Regions from separate parts of the Homo sapiens genome. Here region 1 is linked to region 2. Evidence: read pairs that join two places in POLR2A ChIA-PET (ENCODE). Cell type or tissue: K562. All regions are shown on one strand. Links, peaks and the distances in the headings refer to the core of each region. The heading gives the core; the rest is flanking DNA. Region 1 holds the start of LOC124901273 (a long non-coding RNA gene). Region 2 overlaps CDKAL1 (CDKAL1 threonylcarbamoyladenosine tRNA methylthiotransferase).

Region 1 (8,394 bases), core at 59-8,058, 410 kb before region 2:
GATTATTGATAGGGGCTTCTATAGTTTATTTTTCTACTTTTGGTCTCCTTATCCTATCTTCCCACTAGATTAAAAAATTCTCCCCAAATATATTCTGCTGTGGGGATTTTCAGAAATGTTAGCACCCTCACTGGGGAGGAATTACCTTCTACCTGTATTTCTGGAAGGGGAAGCTTATGTGAATCTCTAAAAAGAGAATTATATTGATGTTACGAAGTAAGTACTATAGGTGAAAGAGAGAATAAGAAAAAACTCGATGTTTAAAGGAGCATCTATTGAGTTACTCTGTGCAAGGCTGACCAACTCACCTTGTGATCTTAGTCAAGCCATGTAATCTCCCTGAGCCTCAGTTTATTCATATATAAAATAAGCAAGTTGAACTCCTCTGTTCCCTGGTTCTTTGTAAATTCATTCATTCTTAGATATTCATCATAAGCCTGTTGTGTTATGTATTCAGCAGTTGAACAAGACAGATGCAGTCTTATCCTTGTAAGAAGACTTCTCTTTCCCCTATCTCTGCTGACCTGTCCTTCTCCCTGTTCTCTTATCTAGTAATTGGTTGGATAATGAGGAAGTGAAGCAATGTGAAATGCTTAATTACAAATTTGGGGACTCTGTCTGCTTTTATGGATGAAGTGGATTGACATTTTGGGGGGAAAAGTACCCTGTAAAAACATAGTTTATATATATTAAAAATGTTATTAAAATGAAAAAGTGATTTATCAGTTAGTGGTAAATTAATTGGCTGACTTGGGAGTGAAAATTATTTGACTTGGGAGACAAAATTACTCTCTAGACTGAGCTAGAGAGTAATTTTGTCTAAATTGAGGTATAGCAGATATAAAATGGAAAAGATTTATCTTTGATGTTGAGTAATTTTAAAAAATGCATTTGAGCTTCTTGGGAATAGTTACCCATCTTGATGTATTTGCTGAAGATCAGATGTAATTTTAAAAAAAATTTTTGGTAGAAAAATGTCTTTGGTATAAGTCAGGCCTATTATCTTGAGATTTATGCCTTTATTCTGGAAAATTGAAATTTTTATCTCATAAAAGAGGAAAATAATTTGAATGGAGTTAATAAAAATGAAAGGAGTAAAATTTCACTTAGAAATACAGTGAGGCATCCAAAATGAAGAAAAATCCCTTATTTGGCTTCTAGATCTAAAATGATATTCTAATCTATGCAGGTTGGTTCAAGAGCACTTTACCCCTGTTGGAGGCAGCCAGGTTAGCTTTATTGAATGTAAATCTCTGACTTCTCCCAAGATACCCATGAAAGCAACTAAATTCATTGGTTATTAGGCAGCAAGAGTAAGTTCAATTTTCTCTACACTTGTGACAATTAGAGGTTGGTTCTAGCCTGTCTAATGCTTAAGTTTCAAGGCTACCTGTATTTGAGAGCTGTTTTGGGGAGATAACCTTGTAACACATACATTTTAATGAGTACATTACTTTTACCACCTGCTGAAGTCGACTTGGAGTGACTACTGACCTGAAGTGAATGCCTGTGTTCAATATTAATATGGCATGTCTGGATCCAGACAGCAATCTTTCATTTTGACATGCACATAGTCAAAGTAAATTAATGTTTAAAACCCAAACACTTTAAGTTCAGCCAGTGTGTGCATTCCATAATAATCCTTCAGAAGCAGTTTACATAGAAATGCTGAGTGCTTTCTTATACTTTATTTATCATATGTATTGGGTCCACATTGCAGTACTTATAACGAGATTTATCCAGTGCTGTTTTTGTTCCTTGTTTTGTGGAGGCTAAAGAAGTTAATTTATTTCAGGATTTAGTCTCTGCATATTTTAAGCAAAATTATACTTAAAAATCTTCATGTGCCTGGCAAGATAGTAGTCTAATTTCAGTTATATTATTTTTAGATGGAAAAAAAAAATCAAGCTAATTGCATACTTTATTTCTGCTCAAATGATCACCAATTTTTGAAAGTATAGTAGTAGTTTAAAAAAAGAAAAAAACTAGGCCCAGATATAGTGTATGTTTGTGACTACATGTAACAAGGATATTGCTGATTTTCCTTTTCTCTCATACATACCATTTTCTAGTCTTGCTTTTATTGGTTAGAAAACATTCATGGCAGATGTAGTAATGGGGAAATTATATTAACATTTAAGTATTAAATTAGCTTGTAGCCAGAGTCTCCTTCTAATATGATGACATTTAGCAAGTTCAGGATTTTAAGGACCATGTTGCGCAACTCATTGTTACACATTTCCTGTTTGCCTTTTTTGAAAAAGTATCTGAGATCTGTTTTTTCAGATTGGAAATTTCCATTGTGGATTTCAATGTTGTTGTTGTCATTTTACCTTGCTGGTCAGTGTTTGTTATTTATGTATTAAGAATATGTAGTATAGTGACCATAATGAGAATAGTAGGTGATTGGAGTTGTATGCAAATGACAGTTTTCATAACACTTTTGCAGTTTAATTTCAACAAAAACCTCAAGTTATATTTATTAGCAAACATATTTCAGCTAAGGAGTTTTTTATGCTCCAAAAAGATGGCAGATGGAAATGAACCTAATATGTGTTCAAAGAAAGTATGCTGCATTTATTTCAAATTGTATCTGATACATCAGCATGATGATTTATATGTTGTCTTAGAATTAAAGTAGATGCCATACTTTTACTGTAAAAGTCAAAATTAGATTTCTTCTATATTTGACAGAATTTATTTTCTGTTCATAAATAAATATAGTATTTGGTTTAGGATGTAGAACATCAAATAACAACTGTTAGATTATGCTTAATATATTTATCATTTTCTGAATTTTGGATGTTCTTAACATCAGAAAAATATGTCCTTTACCCATACAGTGACTTTAGATTGGATTTGGAAGCATTGTACAGAGAAGACCTATTGTTCCTATTGAATAAGGATGCCGTACAGAGATGAGCTTTTTGACCCACTGCTCTTCCAGTAGTAATGGATTTGCACTAATTTGAGCAGAGTATGCCACTTGGTCCTGTTTTTCAGTTGTCCTGTGTGATGGCTGGCTAGCAAAATCAAACATCTGCATTTTGACTGTGGAAGGCAGTATAACTAGCTGGCTCATACTGGTTCAAATTTGCAACACTGATATGGTTAGTATTATGGTGTCACTACCTGAATTAAGTAGTTGTGGCTAAATTGTTTATATTATATGAACATATTCGTTATTATTCTGCATGGAGAATTTTTGTCCTCATGGATTGTTTCATAAAGTGTTTTATTAGCTTGGATTAATTGGAAAATAAGCTTTTTAATATGGACCTCTCCCCTAGTCAGAGACTTTGCAAATGATTTCTACAAAAATAAACTATAAAATAGATGATATAATGGGGCCTATTATTCCTGATTTGATTTTAATTTGCTTCCTTTTATAATTTTTCCACAATAAAACAGAGCCTCTCAGAAAGTAAAAGGATGTAATCCTAGCTCAGATGGTATAGGGTCCTTATGTCTTGAGCTATTATGATGGAAGGTACCCCTATACCTCCACTGATAGAAATATGATGGGCAGACATTTTCTTTGGTGAAAAGTAGTTCATAGTTTACTGTGATATCCACTCCTTGGACTTACTTTAGAGGACTGTTTACTGAGGGCAAAATATGTGCATGATTACATATAATCAAGGTTAATTTTTATCAAGGGTCACCATGTTTTTGCTATGGTCTGACAATCATGACCTACATTAAAAGAGCCCTGTGGGTCTGTCTGGTGTATTTTTGCTTGATGTCTGGGTAGTTTATTTCAGATGCTTGTCAGTTTCATTATATATTTTTGTTTGGGGCTCTTGCTGGATTTTCAGGTACACCATAAAAACAGTTCTCTTTGCAGTTAGATTGTCATGAAATAGCTTCTGTTTTATGGTATGAAAACACTCTTTAATCTTGAAGGGTGAGTAATTTTGGGAACATTTTCCATTTGGTGGTGTGTTATGTTCAAATGGTAGGTTATTTTGAAATAGGATAGACTTTGCAGCTAAGATTCCAGATTTAGTTCAGTTAATTCATTCTTTAGTGAGTTTTTCTTGGGAAAATATTTTGGAATTTTCATTTCAAATGCATCCTCCTCATTTAAGAAAAATCCAGATGAGTAGTTTATTTCACAATATAATAACTAAATAGGATTTATAAAGCAGAAATTTATAAATCCTTTCTTTTGCTGGGACAAAGGCAATGGTGAAAATTAAAAAAAAATAAAGTTAGGACATTTAGGTAACTCAAAGACAGAACTTAATGGCTGTTAAGATTGGAGTATTTGGTTTTGTAGTTTTTAAACCATATTTAATTTTGGCCATATCTATCTTATTTAGTAGTTTAAAGGATAAACAGTTCAAACAGTAAGAAAAAAGCAGTTTGTGTTTTGTCAGTTTTCAACTTTAGATATCAGTAAATCATTGCTGTAGCTTTCTTTATCTTTTGTTTGCACAAAAAACCTGTTAGAATTATGTCTGCGGGGACCATCTGCTGTGGTTCCCAGTCTTGTCAGTGTGATAAGGGATAAGCTGTATAAACAGGGGCACCACAAAAAAAAAAAAAAAAAAAAAGAAAGCAAACTGCTTTTAGAAGGGAAAAAGTATCCATTTAATTTTATAACATAGCCACAGAAATTCATATGATTTTTCTCATAATCTATCAGAATTGAGGTTGTAATATATTTTTTCAGAAACCACAGGTCCAAGTTATTTCTATGGTTTATCTTCACATTAATATTATATCTTTTTGATTACAGGGTTTCTATTTTGGAGGTCATAGCTTTTAAAAGTTCTTCGAAAATATTTCAGTATAGCACTTGACATTGCAATATTTTTCACATTGTCTGCTTAGTTTCTGGATCTTTTTTTCCCTAGCCATTAATTTTTCTTTCAGTTGAATCCTCAGAAATCATCCTTTTCCTGTTTCATTTGCAAGGAGGTCATGATGCTTCGTAAGGAACAAGGCAGTCATTTCCATGGCAACACACTCTATCAAAACATCACAAATCTGTCGTGCCCCTTACCTTTAAACTCTCAAATGCTAAGAGGAGGAGGTGTGTAAGGAGCAGCATTGTTCTTACAGCATAACTATACGATCACAAGGAGAGGGAAGTCAATTAATTGACTCAAAAGTACCTTAAGTTGACTTAGCTATAGACATATATATGTAAGGAATTTATCTTTTATATTGTATTAAACAGTGTTTTGAGGATGGAAAAATGAACATTCCAAAACTCTGATTTAAAGATCTTATTTAGTGTCTGTGAGAACTGTAAAAGAAGAATAAATAGCTGAGTTATGTCATACATGTAAACATGTTACACAGTTACTCCAGTCATGAGAAGTCTACCTTTGCCTGGAGGCCCCAGCACATGTCTCTGTCAGTCATTTTGGCTTAAGCTAGGATATTTTCAGCATGATAGTGACACCTATCTTTTAAACAAGTTCCAGAATTTTGTCAATTTTCTTTTTCTTTTTAACCATTAAGAGGAGGTGTTAGCAAGATGGCGTGACTCCTGGATATGGAATAGGAGAACAATTGGTGTTTCATCATTACTGAAAATTTTATGCTCTTTGAAATCAGGTATGAAGTATAATAAAAATCAACAGTTTTATGAGATTTTGTGGTAAAGCAATTCTTATTTTATTAACTTCAAGTCTTCTGCATTTTCAGCATTTCATTTTATTCTGTAGCATTTTTACTCCTGGGTAATGCATTTATTTGTGTGACCTGTGAAGATGGTAAATTTTGCAATGCTTAGCGCCTTCTGTTTCCCCATGTTCCTTGTAGCAAACTCTATGCTAGTCCTTATCATAGAACCTACCTATTGTACTTTAGGAGTCAGCTCACAGGACTGACACCTCCCACTTGACTGTAGCCACCTTGGAGGCAGGAGCTTGCTTTTCTCTGTGTGTGGCGTGGAGCAGGTGTTCAATAATGTTTGTTGAGAGAACAGTGGTCAGAATGAATGGAATTAGTTGTTTGTGATAATGTTTATTTTCTCTATATGGCACAGGTATATATATATTTTAATTTTTTACTGTGTATGTCTAAAATGAGGTTGAAATATGTTCTCCATACCCATTTTGTATTTAACAATTTTTTTGTAGTGTATTTTGAAATCTTGGTAGGCTATTTCCTTTTGCCTTTTCAGGCCTCCATACACTCCTATTACAAGAGGACTTCTGTCTCTGTTCCACATTTCCCTTCGTTGTTGGCGACCTAACCTTGGTGACCGCAAGCGATCGGTTGTGAGAGAAAGAGCTGTAAGTGGGGAAGGCTTTCCGAGTCTATAGGTACTACCTGGTGGCAGTATTAACACATTTTATTATGAACTATTTGACAGAGAAAAGGATTAAGAGAATAAGGACCAGTTATATATCACCTACTCAGATTTAGAAATGAAACATTACTGATATAGCTGCAGCCCTCCATGTAGGGGGCGGGGGTTAGGTGGGAGTATATTTTTCATTTTCACTTTGTACCTTTTTGCTCTACAAAAGCTTCAGACTTCAAAAGAAATCTTTCCTTGCTCTGTGCTTTCATAGTACTACCCCAGGCCTAAGTGTATTATTGAACCTGCCAGTGTATTATAACCATCTGTTCAGATGTCTGTCACCTCTACCAGGCTGTACTTCATCTTTGTATTTTCAGTACCGTACATAATAGCTAGAATGGAATAGGTGCTCAGTAAGTGCTTGTTGTGTGAATGACTGAATGAATGAATAGGTACAATTCTTTTCTCAAAATACCATGTTAATGTAGGATTCTGTTTAGCAAAACTATTTCCTTGTCTAGCCCATAGTTACAGGGCCTTGGTGCTCTGATTTGAACAAATTGAATTAAACATAAAATCCTGTAGAACAGATGCATTTACAAGTCTCTGCTCACACAGCTGCTGGTCTATTTAATAAAAACATTGCTGTTTTGATTGGGTATTCATAGCCTTTCTTTTTGTTAACTCTATTAGTATCATGGTATAAGCAGACTACAGTCTAGGGAAGATGAGTGGAAGAATGAGCCAGTGATCAGAACTCAGAGAGACAATAGGAGATGGATGTCAAGAAGATGGATGGGGAAAATGTTTTAGTCTTAGGTGTAGTTACAATAAAAAGAACAAATACATGTATTTGTCTTCCCTGGACTATATGTCATAAATCTCTGACTCCATATTTCTTATGCAGTTATTGTAACCTTCCTTCCCCTAAACCACCTAAGTATGTATAACATTCCTACTCTAAATTACAAAAAATCGATACTGATGCATTTGCTTTTTAAATTTTTAAAAATTCAGGTATAATTTATATCCAATAAAATGCATAGATCTTAAGCATTCAGTTGAGTGAATTTTTTTTCCCATTTATGCACCTATGTAAACACTACCCCAAACAAGGTAGGGGATATTTCCATCACCCCAGAAAAATTTTTCCTACCTCTCTCCCATCAACCCTCCTTTTCCCTTCCCCTCCCCTCTGCAGCAGCCACTTTCTGATTCTGATTTCACTTGTTCTTGGGAGTCATATGAATGGACTCATAGTATGTACTTTTATGTCTGGCTTCTTTTATTCAAGATACTGTTTTTGGATTCATCCATGTTGTTGCATGTATAAATTCGATTTGCTTCTAGCAACAGAAATGTGTATACTAGCAATCAAATACAAATTTACTTTTACCTTAAAGTTGAGAGATTGAGTAGTGCTTTTTTAAGAGGATTGTTAGTAGACTTCCACAGCAACTCACATATATTGAGTGCCAGTCCCTACGCTCAGTGCTTTACACACATTATCTTATTTAATTGTGTTTTGTGATTGTTTGTTTAGTTGTTTACTTAATTCTCTACGGCAGACATGTTCGGTGAAAGCATTGACATCTGATGAAGAAGTTGACTTGGTGTTTGACAAAAGAAACTGTCTTGTGATATAAAATTCTGATTGTTTTCTCAGGACTAAGTACTAAGCATTGTTTATGGCAGGCATCGATGAGCTTAAATCATGAAACAGGAGGAAAAGTGTAAAAGGACAATGGAAGAGAGTTACTGGGTGGGAAAGAAAGAAGTGCAGTAGCTAGTTTAGATTCGTCTTATACAATCTGTGATGAAACTTTTGAGACAGAGTCTCGCTCTGTTGCCCAGGCTGGAGTGCAGCAGCGCAATCTCGGCTCACTGCAACCTCTGCCTCCTGGGTTCAAGCGATTCTCCTGGCTCAGCCTTCCGAGTAGCTGGCATTACGGGCCTGCACCACCATGCTTGGCTAATTTTTGTATTTTTTTGGTAGAGACAGGGTTCAACTTGTTGCCCTGGCTGGTCTCGAACTCCTGACCTGAAGTGATCCACCTGCTTCAGCCTCCCAAAGCACTGGGATTACAGATGTGAGCCACTGAGCCCGGCAAAGTTGCCTTTCTTCATAG
Region 2 (8,394 bases), core at 206-8,205:
TTGCAAAATAATTCCCAGTTTTCTCTGATGAATCGTGCCCATTAGTGAATTCTGTGGAGAGATGATCCTATGAGGATAGGGCAATAGCAATCATCTAAACATTATATAGAAAATTTTTGATGAGGCCGGGCACAGTGGCTCACGCCTGTAATCCCAGCACTTTGGGAGGCCAAGACGGGTGGATCACGAGGTCAGGAGTTTGAGACCAGCCTGGCCAACATGGTGAAACCCCGTCTCTACTAAAAATACGAAGAATTAGCTGGGCGTGGTGGCAGGTGCCTATAATCCCAGCTACTTAGGAGGCTGAGGCAGGAGAATTGCTTGAACCTGGGAGGCAGAGGTTGCAGTGAGCCAAAAACGTGCCCCTGCACTCCAGCCTGGGCAACACTGCGAGTCTGTCTCAAAAAAGGAAAAGAAAATTGTTGATGGTCCCCATCACTCTCCTTCCTTCCTAGTTCACTTCAGCATATTACACATTTTGTTAGACTCATCTTTGAAATATCTTTTTCCCTAGCTGTCTTCTATATTTGCAGTCTCTAAGTTTGAAACATTAAAAAGTCAGAGTACTTGATGTGGAAATCACTTTTTCTCACCTAAGATAGAAGGAAATTCTTATTTATTTATTTATTTATTTATTTATTTATTTATGAGACAGAGTGTGTCTCTCTTGCCTAGGCTGGAGTACAGTGGTGCAATCTTGGCTCATTGCAACCTCCACCTCCCGGGCTCAAGCAATCCCACCACCTCAGCCTCCTGAGATTACAGGGGTGCACCACCACTCCTGGCTTATCTTAGTATTATTTATGGAGACAGAATTTCACCATGTTGCCCAGGCTGGTCTCAAACTCCTGGGTTCAAGCAATCTGCCTGCCTCAGCCTCCGAAAGTGCTGGGATTACAGACATGAGCCACTGTGCCTGTTCTGAAGGAAATTCTTAGCATATAAATAAATAAAGTGTACTGGATTTCCTTAATCATTGTTATTTAGGCTTATGCTTACCTAGTTCTTTAGCCAGGTTAACATAAGGTATTAATAATGTAATTTACAACACATTTGCTCATTGGAAAGATCTGATCATTGGAAACACAAAGAGAGCACTGCAAAGCCTGCTCTTAAAAAAAATCAACTATAAAAATAAAAGACAAAAAACCCCAAAAGAACAAAATCCAAAAAAAGAAAAAAAAAACCAACTGTGATGTTACAAAAATTACAAAATTGAACATTTCAAAATGCTTCTGTATCAAATGACTTCTTCTGTTAACATTGGGCAAAACCTTGCAAAAAAGGGTAAGTTAGATTTTTTTTTTATTTGTAGAGACCACAGACTGCCAGAAAGGGGAATTTAAAATTACAATTTCCCCCTCTAATATAAATAAATCTATATTTTTAATGCATAAAATTGTGACTTCTATTTCATTTTAAAAAAACAACATTTTTTAGAAAGCTCAAGTCTTAAAAGTAAATTTGGCTTCCCAAATGGAACTTTTTCTTCATCTCTCTTTACATGCTAAAGGAGCTGTCTGATCCTATAGCTTTGGAGCTCATGTGTTTAAAAAAGCAGATTAAAATCTCAAGATACTCTGACAAGGTGTACTTAGACAAGCTGGCTTACCATGTAGTAACTAGAAATGCTTTTATTTACGTTCCAATTAAAGAACTGACATGTGAAAACAATTTTACCAAGTGAAAACAATTTAAGTAGAACAGGGATGGAATATGTCTCTTGTTGCCTTATAAAAAATATATGTTTATCAGTTTGTACTTAAAATCCATATTGATCAGTAGCAAAAGACTGCAAAGATCCCATTAATTTATTATTTAATTTTAAGTAATGTAATAAGAGCTAGTTAACTTAGTTTAAACGCATGAGACTTTTTTAAAAAACCCACCCATTTCTGACATAACCAAACTGAGGAAAATTTTGCAAATTATGAAAATTAAAAATTACCTTTGACATATATAATATTACATGTATTTTATATATCAGAAACTATACAATATAGGCCGGGTGCAGTGGCTCACGCCTGTGGTCCCAGCACTTTGGGAGGCCGAGGTGGGCAGATGACCTGAGGTCAGGAGTTGGAGACCAGCCTGGCCAACATGGTGAAACCCTGTCTCTACTAAAAGTACAAAAATTAGCCAGGCATAGTGGCGCACATCTATAATCCCAGCTACTCGGGAGGCTGAGGCAGGAGAATCGCTTGAACCCGAGGGGCTGAGGTTGCAGTGAGCTGCGATCATGCCACTGCACTCCAGCCTGGGCAACAGAGCGAGATGCCGTCTTAAAAATAACCCAAAAAGCTACATAATATATATCAGAGACTATGTATAATATACATAATACCTATATATTTTATGCCTTGTTTTAGAAAGACTACTTTCTACTCTTCTCCCACTCCCAGAAATGATTTATTGTTTGTTAACACCTTTATGCAAATTAGTTTGTGCTATTCCTCAAGAATTAGTGTATGTATAGAGAGGATTACAGGTAGATCAATCCATAGGAATGATGCTCTTGTGAGAGACATTTGATTGAGCAATGTCGAGGGCACTGGGTTTATATTCCATTGCCACCATTGTGCTGTGGTCATGGCATTTAATTTCTCTAAATCTAAGATCGCGTGAAGTAAAACTACTACGTTTTTTTCTGAAGTCTAAATGAGACAATGAATGTGACTCAGCACATTGTCTAGCACATACAGATGCAAACTGCTATCATTACTGTTGCTATTTATGCTACTACTACTGAAGCAGGATATTTCCCTGATCCCTTTGCAGGCAGGAACTAGAGTGCACAGGCACTAGAACTAGCCAGCCACTTCAGTGTCAGCAGGGGCAGAGTCTACTTGCTTGGTCCTGCTGTGTTCCACAGCTCATGGGTGGGGGAGTGCAGGTGAGCGGGTGCAGGAGCTGGGGCAAGTGCTTTTGGGTGCTAGCAGGCAAAAATCTCCATGGAGGCCCTGCAGCAGTTTCTAGGGAGGTGCCCGAGACCCCTGAAGCCCCAGAAGGAATGTTACAGTGCCATTTTAGCTTTGCCATTCGTGGACGGCTTAAGTGTTAACAGCTAAGTGGAGGGTGCACACACACTCGTGGCACCCAAATTCTTGTCTGGCTTCCAGGAGGAATGAGGTTGCATGATCGAATTAGAGATGGTAAATGCAGAGGATTTTTATTACTGATGAAGGTGGCTCCCAGCGGGAAGGGGAGCTGAAAAGGGGACGGATTGGGAAGGTAATCTCCTCTCCGAAGCTACGCCTTCAAGCTGTCCCTCTGAAGTCAAGCTGCTTCTCTCTGACGTCCAACTACAATCTCCAGTGTCCAGCTGCTTCTCCTTTGTCTGCTGGCTGAGCCTGGGGTTTTTATGGGCACAGTAACGGGGGGGGGTGGGGAAGGCTATGGGTGGTTTTGGAAAGGACAACATTTGAGCAGGAAAACAGGGATGTAAGTTCTCATTTTGGGCTGCAGTTCCAGGCTTGAGGATGGAGCCCTCACCAGGGACCTGCCCTTTTCTACCCAGAATTTCCCTGCCTCCCCTCCCTATCACTACTACTGTATCACTAATAGTGCCGTAATTTGGAATGGGCTAGGGAGCCTTATTAGTTCCTCTGTAATCATTCCAATTAAATGACTTCTTATGGCCCATTTTTCAAATACTTTTTTTTAGGTCGACGACTTGTAATTATACATATTTATAGGGTACAGTTTGACATTTCCATTCATATGTATGTTGCATAATGATCAAACAGGGTATTTAGCTTGAACATCACTTTACGTGTTCATCATTGCTTTGGGTGTGGACATTCAAAAGCCTCTCTTCTAGCTATTTTGTAATTACGTTCCATGGTTTTTTTGTTTGTTTGTTTTTGGTTTTGTTGAGACAGAGTTTCACTCTTGTTGCCCAGGCTGGAGTGCAGTGCTGCGATCTCGGCTCACTGCAACCTCTGCCTCCCAGATTCAAGCGGTTCCCCTGCCTCAGCCTCCCAAGTAGCTGGGATTATAGGCACCCGCCACCACTCCCAGCTAATTTTTTGTATTTTTAGTAGAGATGGGGTTTCACTATGTTGGCCAGGCTGGTCTTGAACTCCTGATCTCAGGTGATCTGCCCACCTCTGCCTCCCAAAATGCTGTGATTATAGGCGTGGGCCACTGCACCCCACCCTGTTCCATGTTCTTAAGACCTAAAGTCTTAAAATAACTTTAAAGCTAGGCATGGTGGCTCACACCTGTAATCCCAGCATTTTGAGAGGCTGAAGCGGGAGGATCCCTTGAACTCAGGAGTTCACTTGAACCTAGGAGGTGGACTCTGCAGTGAGCTGTGATCATGCCACTGCATTCCAACCTGGATGATGGAGTGAGACCCTGCCTCAAAAAAAAAAAACAACTTTTAAGACTTCCCTTTCTGTACAATGCATTTAAGAGGTGGGGGAGAGAATTGCCTATTCCTCTTTTCTTCTTTTACCTTCTTTCTCATTTTTATATGCTTTTCAAATGAAGAAATTTTTTCTTTTTGTATCTATTTATTTTTTCCATTCTCTCATCATAGCTCCAGGGACAACATTGTTCTAATGGTAATAACTTGTTCAGGAATGAGTCTAAGATGTTTTGCTGATTCTTATCTCTGATTCTCCTTTGTTTGTTGTTTTCATATTCAGATTTCTCTCTCCTGTTATGCTAATGTGGAAGTATTATGATCCCCTTGAGTCTAAGTGCTTGGGTGATTTGGACCCTGCTTAAAAGAAAGGTTTTCTTCCTTCGTTTTTGAGGAAATTGGGCTCAGACCTAATGATCTACTGTCAAGAAATACTGTTAGCTTTATATGTTAGTCTTTGAAAATCATTTCATTTTTCTCAAACTCACTAGATAGTATCACATATAATTTTATAATTTAGTTGTTTCAAGATGATAGCAAGAGTAATGAATCCTTCTTTTAATAATGGTTGTTTTCAGCAATGATTAGTTTTTTATTCTATTTTTCTCAATTTTTCAAAATTTAAAGAAACATGCATTGCTTTTAATAGAGAAAAAATGTATATTTTTAAAGAACAATGGAGATATTTTTTCATTACTTTATGTGCACTACTTATTTTATGCGTTTTTTTTCTAAGGGAATGGGACAGGTTCAGCCTTATAAGATACTACAAGCCCAACCCTCAAATGTACAATTCTCTCTTTAGAAGGACTTTAACAAAATGTGTAGTAATTGGTATATTTAATAAAAAAAAAAAAGTAAATAGAGAATCATTAAGTGATCTCCAAGTATGCTTATTTTTCTAAATATACTTTTAAAGATATATAAGTGGTATTATTAGACTTAGAAAAGCCAGAAGAACTGATATGGCAGGTCACTAGATTATTTTATAAAATATGCAGCCTTGTTTGTATTTTAAGACACTAGGTATATTATGTGTGTCAAAATCAGATCAAGTTAGAATTTTGAGAGTTTACTATGCATGCAAAAGAAAAGTTTATGAACCAGAAAGACCTCAAACTGAAAAATGGCACGAAGTCTCAATTTTACAGCCATTAAGACAGCACAGTTCATAGACTGTAAAATAGGAAGTATTTTGACCTTTCCCATGATTGGCTGTCCTATATTCTTCTTTAAGGCAAACAAAGATGTGTAAGCTGATTTGTCTATAGTTGATTGGTTTAACTTCACTGACTCAAAAGGACAAGAAGTTTATGTTTGTGTTTGGGGTTATTGTTCTGTGGAAATCAAGATGCCTTAAGTTTTGGTTACCTATGTACAGTGGCCTTGTGTATCTAAACTGTGTCCACCATTTTTATTTATTAAACCTATGTTATCTTTGCAGTTTGTCTGGAAACTTTTTTTTTTTTTTTTTTGAGACAGAGACTGTGTCACCCAGGCTGGAGTGCAGTGGCACAATCTCAGCTCACTGCAACCTCTGCCTCCTGGATTCAAGTGATTGTCCTCAGCCTCCTGAGCAGCTGGGACTATAGGTGTGCACCACCAAACCCAGCTAATTTTTGTATTTTTAGTAAAGACGGGGTTTTACCATGTTGGCCAGGCTGGTCTTGAATTCCTGACCTCAAGTGATCCGCCCACCTCAGCTTCCCAAAGTGCTGGGGGGTTATAAGCGTGAGACACCGTGCCTGGCTAGGAAACGTTTTTATCTTTAAAAATTGAACTCTACTTGGGGTAAAACCTTTTGTTGCTCTTGCAACAGTTAACTTCTTCTTCCCGTGTTTTACCTTCATAATTGATAGGCACTTCCATCCTAATATTTATTGAAAAATAGTTAAGAAAAAGGATGCTGTGCTATGACAAGATTGGGTTCTAAATCCAGTTATTCCACTTACTGCTCTTGACTATAGACACATCATTTTATTTTATTTTTTTGGGACAGGGTCTTACTCTGTTGCCCAGGTTGGAGTGTAGTGGCACAATCACGACTCACTGCAGCCTTGACTTCCTGGGCTCATGTGATCCTTCTACCTCGGCCTCCCAAGTAGCTGGAACTCCAGGCACACACTACCATCCCCAGCTTTTTTTTTTTTTTTTTTCACCTGTAGACATGGGGTCCCACTAGTTGCCCAGGCTTAACTTGAATTCCTACATTCAAGCTATCCTCCCACCCTGGCCTCCCAAAGTATTGAGATTACAAGTGTGAGTCACTGCATCCAGCCAGACATATCATTTTAAACATCTCTAAACTTTGGTGTTTTTATCCGTAACATGAGAATGCATCAGTGGATTAATCAAAGTCCTTCAAAGAAACATAATATGTGTGTGTGTGTGTGTGTGTGTGTGTGTGTGTGTGTAGTGAGGGAGAATTCACTCTTGCTCTGCCATTTTGTTTAATTTGAGCCCTCAAAGGATTGGATGCTACCCACCCATTGATGAGGATGGATCTTCTTTTACTCTGTCTGCTGATTGAAATGCTAATCTGTTCTGGAAATACCCTCACAGACACCCAGAAATAATGTTTTATCAGCTATCTGCGCATTCAGTAGCCCTGTCAACACGTAACATTCACAATCATAGTAAGGATAAACTAAGTTATGTTGTATAGTAAAATCGCCTCCAAAATCTCAGTGGCTTATACCAACAAACATTTATTTCTTGTTCATGTTACACACCCATCATGTACTGGCTGAAGTTCTGTTCTAGTTTTCTCCACTTCAGAACTTAGACCATGGAGTTAGGGGGGAAAAGAGACTGAGAGAATCACTGGTTTTTTTGTTTCTATTTTTATTTATTTATTTATTTTGAGACTGAGTATCGCTCTGTCGCCAGGCTGGAGTGCAGTGGCACGATCTCAGCTCACTGAAATCTCCGCCTCCCGGGTTCAAGCAATTCTCCTGCCTCAGCCTCCCCAGTAGCTAGGATTACAGGCACGCACCACCACTCCCAGTTAATTTTTTTTCTTTTTTGTATTTTTAGTAGAGACGGGGTTTCACCACGTTGGCCAGGATGGTCTTGATCTCCTTACCTCATGATCCATCTGCCTCGGCCTCCCAAAATGCTGGGATTACAGGTACGAGCCACCGTGCCTGGCTGAGAACCACTGGTTTTAAGTCTTTTATCCTGAAGTAGCGCGTGTCATTTCTGCCCACATTTCATTGGCCATCCCAAGTCATATGGCTACTCCTGCCTATAGGCAGGGGTTATACTACTCCCACAGAGACAGAAGCCAGAATACTTACTGGCAAACAGTAATACGGTTTACCGCAGAAACAGTAAAAAAAAATACCTATGTCATAGCATCAGGAGTCAAATGAGATGCACTCAAACTGTTCCGCAGACTGCCTAACACTGAGTAAGTGCTTCATTGACAAACAAGGCAATTAGATGCTTACACGTTTATAGAATGCAGAGGAGATTATTGTCTACTTTGCATCCCCAATCCCAGAAAGATAGTTTGATGTTTAGTAAGTATTTGCTTAGCTACATCATTTACATACCAAGGAAGTCTTAACTAAAGCAGTTAAATCACTAGGCCATTTTTCTGTGTACTGCTTAAACCATGGAACTAAAGTTACCTAAGGTAAGCCTCAGTTTGGATAATCAGGTCATAGATAAATGACTTAAATATTTTAAGATAAATCTTTAACATCTGCCTTTCCATTGGATTCCTCAATTATGTATATCATATTTAAGAGAAGCCAATAAAACTCTCTGAGCTGACGGTACAGCCTGAGCTGCCCTTTCCCCATTAAATTGATCAGCTATTGATTCGTTCTGTTGGTGTGTAGCAGTCTTTTCTTAAATGGAACAAAGGCAATTGTGTGTGGATTTTAAGGCTTTTTATAGCGTATACCTGTTCATATAATGTTTGTTTGAATCACCAAAGATTTTGCTGTTAGTTTTAGTTTTTCTCTTTGTTATTTTATTTCAAAACTAATACAGCAAAATTGAGTTTTTCATATGTG

What was found. Peaks named below come from ENCODE experiments on the same cell type or tissue, not always from the same donor. Only the 100,000 strongest peaks of a DNase experiment are listed, where the experiment ranks them.
Region 1: POLR2A ChIA-PET joins it to region 2 with 5 read pairs; 2 of 35 experiments call an interaction of 5 or more read pairs at or near these places.

Annotation. Positions count from the first base shown.
Region 1 is chr6:20,570,904-20,579,297 of GRCh38, forward strand. All of the region lies in intron 4 of CDKAL1 (CDKAL1 threonylcarbamoyladenosine tRNA methylthiotransferase), which reads left to right. LOC124901273 (a long non-coding RNA gene) reads left to right here and starts at 2,901. Exons shown (of 2, transcript XR_007059491.1): 1 at 2,901-3,110; 2 at 5,476-5,607. In K562, for the core only: no CTCF peak of the experiment used is centred there; a DNase peak (open chromatin) is centred at 4,488.
Region 2 is chr6:20,981,437-20,989,830 of GRCh38, forward strand. The region is part of intron 10 of CDKAL1 (CDKAL1 threonylcarbamoyladenosine tRNA methylthiotransferase); the gene reads left to right. Among named protein-coding and RNA genes, the nearest start is that of CDKAL1, 450 kb to the left of the region's middle. In K562, for the core only: no CTCF peak of the experiment used is centred there; no DNase peak of the experiment used is centred there.